2 separate regions of the Homo sapiens genome follow, and region 2 is linked to region 1. A link is a contact called in ENCODE Hi-C or POLR2A ChIA-PET data. All regions are on one chromosome and are shown on one strand. Each heading gives the region's core, a stretch centred on a gene start or an enhancer-like site at or near the end of the contact. The rest is flanking DNA. Distances are from core to core; before and after follow the strand shown. Region 1 has its middle 120 kb from the start of FGF3. Region 2 overlaps ANO1 (anoctamin 1).

The links. Hi-C counts contacts between places; a loop is a spot of excess contacts on that map. ChIA-PET counts read pairs that join two places held with the same protein, here RNA polymerase II (POLR2A).
Region 2: a loop to region 1 is called in a map of endodermal cell, with 2.8 times the contacts of the local background. The contact joins two enhancer-like sites. A Hi-C loop is called at or near these places in 1 of 168 maps with a recorded cell type or tissue (endodermal cell). POLR2A ChIA-PET finds 5 or more read pairs at or near these places in 3 of 52 experiments (H1, PC-9 and activated T-cell).

Annotation. Positions count from the first base shown.
Region 1 is chr11:69,937,603-69,941,885 of GRCh38, forward strand. No RefSeq gene overlaps it. Among named protein-coding and RNA genes, the nearest start is that of FGF3, 120 kb to the left of the region's middle. Within about 2 kb of position 2,034, at least 19 of the 41 ENCODE cell types and tissues checked have a DNase peak (open chromatin) inside an H3K27ac peak, as active enhancers do.
Region 2 is chr11:70,166,511-70,171,025 of GRCh38, forward strand. ANO1 (anoctamin 1) reads left to right here. Exons shown (of 26, transcript NM_018043.7): 21 at 732-877; 22 at 4,377-4,515. Among named protein-coding and RNA genes, the nearest start is that of FADD, 35 kb to the right of the region's middle. RefSeq lists an enhancer at 4,023-4,515. Within about 2 kb of position 3,266, at least 2 of the 41 ENCODE cell types and tissues checked have a DNase peak (open chromatin) inside an H3K27ac peak, as active enhancers do.

The sequences.
Region 1 (4,283 bases), core at 784-3,283:
GGTTTGTGGACATTCTCTGCTCGTCAGGTACTCAGGGACCCCATCAAACGTTGCCAGTCCACCACACCAGGTAGAAAAGAAAGAGCTCCAAGGGCCTCCAACCGTCCATTAAATGTTCAACCTGGTAGTGAAACATTTGTAGTTACCCCATGTATATCTGTATCCCTAGGCAGCAAAGTTAATTGCAAACTTTTGAATTGTATATACATGGAAATATACCATGTGCTTTCTTCTTATTTTATTTCTTTTGAGACAAAGTCTTGCCCTGTTGCCCAGGCTGGAGTGCAGTGGCACCCTCAGCACACTGGAGTCTCCGCCTCCCAGGTTCAAGCGATTCTCCTGCCTCAGCCTCCTGAGTAGCTGGGACTACAGGTGCATGTCACCACACCTGGCTAATTTTTGTATTTTTAGTAGAGATGGGGTTTCACCATGTTGGCCAGGCTGGTCTCGAACTCCTGACTTCAGGTGATCCACCGGCCTTGGCCTCCCAAAGTGCTGGGATTACAGGCATGAACCACCATGCCCGGCCTACCAAGTGTTTTTTTCTGTTGTTTAGTTTTTTGTTTTGCTTTGTTTAACCTAACCCCCTGTTACCGACATTCATTCCAGTTGTGGCTGCACCAGTAATTCACTCATCGTCCTGGCTGCATAGTACCCCCAACGGCATGACCACGGCTGTGTATCCAGCCTTCTCCCACTTGGTTAATCCCAAGATTTTGCTGTTACAAGCAGAGAACAGCCTTGCCATGACAGCGTGCTCCGGGGACTCACTGGGTCGCAGCCCACGTGGCTACTTACAGCCCAGTGGTACCTATTTGTCTTCCAAAGTGTGATTCCAATGGACCCAGATCCCTCCACCCCGCTCTGCAGGTAGGATCTCCAGGTGCTTCCCAGCACTATTGTCAGGCATTGATAAAGGCAGACTCGTGACCTTTCAGCCGTCTTTTTGGTCCGTCTTTTTGGTACAAAATGGAATGCCTTTGTCGTGTGAATTCGCCTCCCCTAATTACTAATGAGCATTTCACCTGCTGACCGGCCACCCAGGCGTACCCTTCTCAGAGATCCCTGGTCACCTTCTTCTGTTCCCCTTTTCTATTAAATTGCTTTTCTTTTTTTTTTTTTTTTCTGAGACAGAGTCTCGCTCTGTCGCCCAGCCTGGAGTGCAGTGGCATGATCTCGGCTCACTGCAACCTCTGCCTCCCAGGTTGAAATGATTCTCCTGCCTCAGCCTCCCAAGCAGCTGGGATTACAGGCAAGCGCCATCACACCTGGCTAATTTTTGTATTTTTAGTAGAGACGGGGTTTCACCATGTTGGTCAGGCTGGTCTCAAACTCCTGACCTCGTGATCCGCCCGCTTCGGCCTCCCAAAGTGCTGGGATTACAGGCGTGAGCCACCGCGCCCGGCCTTAAATTGCTCTTTTATATCTTTTGAATTTCAAGCATGGGCACTACCTATTCAAAAACAAATGTAAAACACTGAATATATTATGGAGCTAATTGGACGTTAGAGTCCCCCATGGGGTGGGGTGGGTGATGTCATCATGCTGTGGCGTTCCCTAGGGACCTGGTCTCCACCCGGCCTCTGTCCTATCTCTGCTTTATTTTAACTTTCAAGGATGGATGTGACTTTCAGATGACTGATGGTTTCAGATTTTTTTGCTCCTTTTTTTTTTTTTTTGACATTATCCCCGGATCTTTTCAAAATAGTAATGACAGTAAAACAACAGAAAAGAACCATGTCAGAATTCTGATCACCATCATTATTAAACACACACATTCCTTTTCCTTCAACCAATACGGAGCACCTCCTATGTGCCAGGCCCCGATTTAAAGACTGCACATAAGGATATTCCTGAGCTTTTGCTTCTTTTTCTGAGCTACCTTAAGCATCCCTCAACACACACATTTCCCAGGGAGGCAGTGGCAGCTCAGAGCTCAAAGCCGTAGAGGTTCTCAGGGCCTAGAGCCCGCGGAGGCGGAACCTCAAAGCCGTGTTCATGGACTCAGGGAATTTTCAGGCTCTGCAGAGACAGTCAGACTCCCCGGCCCAAGCACCCAGGGTGTGCTGAAAGTTTAGATGTCACGTCCCTAAAACGTCAGCCTGTCTGTTTCCAGCCCACGCCGCCCCAGGCTGGACTTTGGGAAGTTCTGAACAGCCCCAGCTTCGCTGCATTCCCCAACTCCCTGCAACCCAGCGTAAACAACTCTGCACTCAGCCGCTTGGAGAGGTTGCTAGGATATTATCGCTTTGGGAAATGCAGGAACCAAGTTTGGAGAGGCTGCACAGCAGAGGGAGGGGACACAGCTGCAAAGCGCCCATCCTCCAGCCAGGCCCTCTGGGGGTTCGCCGGACCCTTGGGTGCCCAGGGTCCGAGGCAGCGCGTGGCTCCCCACCTCCCCTGGCACCACCCACACCCCCTGGCCTGTGTGCTGTGAGAAGGGGTCACTCAGTTCTGGGAGAGCCCGTGGATAGCCGAGGCCTGGGCGCTGGGCAGACTCCCAGGCTCGTTAGCGTGGCCATCCCTGGCGTATTTCCGGCCACAGTGCGAGAATGGGGAATGTTCTCTTTCATGGGCAGTGACCCCAGGATTTGCCATTTCTTATGTTTAAAGCTTGCGTTGATGGTCTGGCTGCCACCAACATTCTTCCCCCAGAGATAATGAAGTACAAAAGCCGGATGAATGTGAGCTGGGGACCCAGAGCACCCAAGGAAGGACAAGGGAACTCAGAAGAGCGGTCACTGCCCATCCCCTCCCTGGCTGTGCCTGGTCTGAGGGGCTCCAGGGCAAATCTTTCCCATTCTCCGCAGGTGCTTCCTCGGAGCCTGCACACGCACCTGGCCCTTCTCCCTGGGTTGTCTTCCATCCACCCCAAAGCCTGTGTCCACTGGGCAGGTGGAACTTCTGCTTAGGAACCTGCCCAAAGTGGGAGGAAGCTGCCCCCTGTCGCCCCCATGACAGCAGGGACCACACTAGGCTGCAGCTGCCCCTGGTCTTGACTCTGTCCCCCTGACATGAGCTCTTCCTGCACGCTTCAATTTATATTCTCCTTAGTATTCCTAAAGCTCAGCCACTGCCCACCACAAATTTTTTGTTTATGGATGTCCAGAATCTATTCAATCATTTCTCCTGTTTGTGAATGTTGAGGTTGTTTTTTGTCACTACATAAAATGCTTCAATATGTATTTCTCCAAAGTGGGATTTGAGATTTTAAAACGTGCTTATTTTTATTAGGCGTGGCCAAATTAGATTCCAAGGATTATGTAGCCCAAGCAATATCGAGCAGTATCTGTTTCCCTTATACTCCCACCAGTCCTAGGTGATGCTGGTATTTTTTGTTTTTTTAGTTTTTATTTCCTGGTTGTGTGATCGGTAAAAACAATACATCTTCGTATCGTTTTGTTTTGTTTTTAATTTTTTTATTTCCATAGGTTATTGGGGAACAGGTGGTGTTTGCTTACATGAGTAAGTTCCTTAGCGATGATTTGTGAGTTTTTGGTGCACCCATCACCCAAGCAGTATACACTGCACCCAACTTGTAGTCTTTTATCCCTCACCCCCTTCCTACCCTTTCCCCCGAGTCCCCAAAGTCCATTGTATCATTCTTATGCCTTTGCATCCTCATAGCTTAGCTCCCACTCATGAGTGAGAACACACGATGTTTAGTTTTCCATTCCTGAGTTACTTCACTTAGAATAATAGTCTCCAGTCTCATCCAGGTTGCTATAAATGCCATTGCTTCATTCCTTTTCATGGCTCAGTAGTATTCCATCGTATATATATCCCACAGTTTCTTTATCCGCTCATTGATTGACGGGCATTTGGGCTGCTTGCACATTTTTGCAATTGTGAATTGTGCTGCTGTAAACATGCGTGTGCAGGTATCTTTCTCATATAATGACTTCTTTTCCTCTGGGTAGATACCCAGCAGTGGGATTGCTGGGTCAAATGGTCTTTCTACTTCTAGTTCTTTAAGGAATCTCCACACTGTTTTCCACAGCAAATTTTTACAAAAGATGGAAAAATAGTGGACTCCTGCTCTCAGCCCCAGAGGGGCCAATGTGAGTGCAGGGGAATCACAGGAATCCCAAGACCAAGCCGCCCGAGACTGGGCTGGGCTCCCTGGGGGTGGGGCTTCTCACCCTTAGCACTACTAACACTTGGGGCTGGAACCATCTTAGTTGTAGGGGGCTGTCCCGGCCTCTCCCCACTACATGCCAATGGTACCACCCAAGTTGTGACAACCAAAAGTATCTCCAGACATAGCCAAAGTCCCCAGGGGG
Region 2 (4,515 bases), core at 2,016-4,515, 230 kb after region 1:
TTACCTTGTACCCTTCGGAAATCCATGTCCCATTCCCACCTCCCCAGTGGCTGCTGGGTCTCTGGAGTCAAGAACTTGTCGGGCCATTTTCCATGATCTGTGTCCTTCCCCAAGAGTCCACTTGGGCATGACCAGCCTCCACTGTTCTTGTGTCCCTGATGCCTGCTGGGCCCTCCTGTGGTTCACAAGTGGTCGTTTGCCCTCCCTGCACCTCCGTTTCCTTCTGTAGCCAGCAAAGCCATGACACTTGCCCCCTGCCTTTTGGGGAAAGGGCAGAAGAGATCATCGACAAAGAAATGATGGCAAACAAGTAAATTCTGGATTTAAAGCAGAAACTTAGAAATATCACTGGAGGCCAGGCGCGGTGGCTCATGCCTATAATCCTAGTACTTTGGGAGGCACAGATGGGCGGATTGCCTGAGCTCAGGAGTTCAAGACCGGCCTGGGCAACACTGTGAAACCCCATCTCTACTTAAAATACAAAAAATTAGCCAGGCGTGGCAGCATGTGCCTATAGTCCCAGCTACTCGGGAGGCTGAGGCAAGAGAATTGCTTGAACCAAGGAGGCAGAGGTTGCAGTGAGCTGAGACAGGGCCACTGCACTCCAGCCTGAGCAAAAAGAGTGAAACTCTGTCTCAAAAAGAAAAAAAGACACATCACTAGAGGTGCCAGACCCAAGCCCCCAAATTCACCCTCCTGCAAACCTAACTGCATGATGTCTCATCTCTCAGGAAGATGAAGAAGCTCATCCGCTACCTGAAGCTGAAGCAGCAGAGCCCCCCTGACCACGAGGAGTGTGTGAAGAGGAAACAGCGGTACGAGGTGGATTACAACCTGGAGCCCTTCGCGGGCCTCACCCCAGAGTACATGGAAATGAGTGAGTGATGGCCGGGGCAGGCAGGTGACATCAGGATAGAAACAGGCCAGCATGCCACCTGGAGTGGGGAAGGGCTGCAGGGGCATGATGCCCCCAACCCTGCGGTGCCCAGCGTCCCTCCATAAGCATCAGGCAGGGAGAAGAGAGATGCAGACCCTGGGATCCTAGTGCTGCCACCCCCTTGGGTCGGTGAGCATGGCTGCTCTGGATGGAGTCCTGTGTTCCAGAGGCCCAGGTCAAGCAGCCACCGTCCCTAGGCACGGTCCCCAAGCATGGTCCCCAGCCACAGTCCCCAGGTATGGTCCCCAGCCACAGTCCCCAGGCACGGTCCCCAGGCACGGTCTCCATCAGCGCAGCCCGACACAGCCTGGGTTGTGCAGCTCTTCCTCCTCCCTTAGTCTCCTCACCAGCCGAGGGCCCGGCCCTGCTAAGCTGCAAGATCGTCCTTACTTGAAACCCCCCACAATCCAAGGTCCCTCCTCTCAGCTCCAAGGCCCTTCAAGCATCCTACTTTGGTTCCATGACTCATCTCCCCTTCCTGGTGGTGAGCTCCTGAGTTGCAGGAGCCACGACTTGCTCACCTGTGGGCTGGCGACAGCTGCCCCCAGCACAGAGCAGGCGTCTCAAAGGAGACCCAGGGATCGAGCCTTACCCCCCTCAATCACGTGGCTGGCCAGGAGGATGCCGAGAGGTGGCACATACCTTTTGGGGGTGGCCAAAGAGAACTGGGAAGAGGCCAGGTGTGGTCCGCACAGCTCTGGACTCTCCCTGACCTGGTCACTTACCTCTCCCTCCTGCCTCCTGCACTCTGCACATGCTGGCCTCCTTGCTGCTCCCCAGCCCCGTGGAGCTCAGGCCGCCCCAGGGCCTTTGCACGAGATGTGCCCTGCTGGAATGCCCTCTCCCAAATACCTGCATGGCTCACTCTCTCCCTGCCTCCCAGGCTCTACTCAGAATGTCCCCCAACAGAGGGGTCTTCCCTGATCACTGTGTTTGAAAGGGGCAGCCCCTCCCCGACACGGCCACGACCCCCACCCCTCCTCTGCTTGGTGTTTCTGCTCCCCAGCAGACAGCCTCACCCCGTCATCCCTCTTCTGTCTCCCCCCGGTAGGACGGCAGCCTCACCCTCTCTTGTTCCTCATCCCATAGCCCTACCCCTAGAGCAGGTCCAGGTATACAGTGGGTGCTCAATGTGTGTTTGCTGACTGAATGGATGAACAAAGGCAGTCAGGAAGACTCCTGCAGAGGGGGGGTCCCAGCATGCAGTGCCCTGGCCACCAAGGTCAACTTCTCTAAAATGCCCGTTCCCAGGCTTGTTCCTGGTCTGCTGGAGGTGAGACCTGGCAGGCTGCATTTTTAAAAAGGGCCTGGGGGTAAGGGCACCTTAGAGGGTGGGGAGCGTTTCTGTTTAATTTCACCACAAGTGCTGCCGTCTGCCCCTCCTGTTAGCCGAATTGTCCACATATGTCGCTCCTGGCTCCCCAGACAATCGTGCAAGGAGCACCTTGCCATTGACTCAGGAGGAGAGGAATCTTCAGTGTGGCGTTCTGTGGCTCCTCTCTGTTTTCTCCTGGAATAAAGTCCAAGCTGAACCAGGGTCAGGCCGGTAGGCAGAAAATGGCTCCCAGCTGTTTAAACTCAGCATTGGCCATGTGGCCAGGAGGGACGGGGTCTGGGAGGTGGCTTCCCCTGCCTGCAGGGTCGCTCCTTCCACAGGAAACCCTAGGGAGAATAGAGCCCAAGACACGAGCACAGCCTGCAGTGGGCCGCGAGAGTGGCAGCCCCTTCCCTGGATTTATTTTCCTAGTGGCTGGACATCACGTCCCGAGTTCCTGACGGGTTTGGACAAAGGGGACTTCTGGAGCAGGCGCCTCCTGCCCACATACACGGGGAGTGGCTCACCCGTTCCCCACACTGCCCCCACTGACCAAGGCACATTTCCACACCCACTGACTTTCTCCCCACCCCATGGGCTGCCAGTCTGCTCCTCCCAGGAAGTCTCAAGCCACAGATGTGGATAGATGGGGAGAACAAGCTCATCTGGAAATGCCCCACCTCCCCGCCCCCCTGCACCCTCCCTCCCAGGCCCCAGCCCTGGCAGCGCCTCCAGCTCCCTGGTCATACCCTTAGTGCCAGAGTAGGCAGCGCCTCTCGGAAGTGAGGAAGCCCACCCTGCTGAGTGACCCACAGCCTCAGGCCTCAGCAGCCCCTGGCCCTCATGCACAGCACACACCGCCCCACATAAGCAATGCCTCATCCCCTCCAGGGGCCTCAGGCAGGACCAGAGGCCTCCCACTCAGCCCACCTTGCCAGGGCTAGCAAGACAGCCCAGGGAGAGAACTTGCAGGCCATTCCCCGCCATGGCCCATCCTACCTGCTAACAGTGCTCACACTCAGGGCACCCCGCACGGCCCACCCCACATGCTAACAATGCCCACACTCAGCCCGCCAGGCACACGGTGACATTCTGCTGGCTTCCTTGTTTACCGCCTGGCACCAAACGCCCTTGGACTGGGTCCTGCTGTGCAGTTCCCGAACCAGCTTTCCTGCTCAGTTCCACTCAGAAACCTTTTCCTGACCTTCTCCTAGAGCCTAGCCCCATGCTGGATGCAGCATCCAAAGCCAGAGAAGCCCCAGAGGCAGCTCCCGGGTGGGATGATCCCCAGGGGGAGGGCCGCAGGGGCAGAGGCGAGGGACTGTCCTGGGCAGTGGGTCCCCACCCGGATCCAGGAGTCCTGATGCAAGGGGAAGTTTGGGCTCTGGAAGATTCAGCCATGCAGGCAGGTCCCCCAGGTCCCAGGGAGCCCCCATGATGGAAGCAGCAGGGCCACTGCCACGTCCCTTCCCAGCATGGGCAGGGGGATGACCACAGGCTGGGCCTTTGAGCTCACGATGGTCCTTTTCCTTTTGGCGATGATTTTTTAAAATTTGACATGGGCTGGCGAGGTGGCTCATGCCTGGAATCCCAGCACTTTGGGTGGATGACTTGAGCTCAGGAGTTTGAGACCAGCCCAGGCAACATAGCAAAATCCCAGCTCTACAAAAAATACAAAAATTAAGCAGTCATAGTGGTGCATGCCTGTGGTCCCAGCTACCCGGGAGGCTGAAGTGGGAGGATTCATTGAGCCTGGGAGGTCAAGGCTGCAGTGAGCCATGGTTGTGCCACTGTACTCCAGCGTGGTGACAGATCGAGACTATCTCACAAAAGATTAGCCATAGATAAGGGAGCATTCCCGTTACTCAAGAGTCAAACACTGAGATTCAGAGCAAAATTTGGAATTCTGCCTTCAGCCCACTCCTGGCCTGGAGGTCACCCAGGGTCATGGAGGGTCCATCCCAAGAGCTCATCTAATGCATCTGCAGGTGGGGTCCATGCAGGTGGGCTCGTTGGAGGTGGGGCGGCAGCCAGACCTGTGCGGCTCGGCACACGGGGTGGTGGAGTCCCCCCTTATGGGCTGTGGCTCACGGGGTGCTGACTAGCACTGGGCTCTCTCTGCAGTCATCCAGTTTGGCTTCGTCACCCTGTTTGTCGCCTCCTTCCCCCTGGCCCCACTGTTTGCGCTGCTGAACAACATCATCGAGATCCGCCTGGACGCCAAAAAGTTTGTCACTGAGCTCCGAAGGCCGGTAGCTGTCAG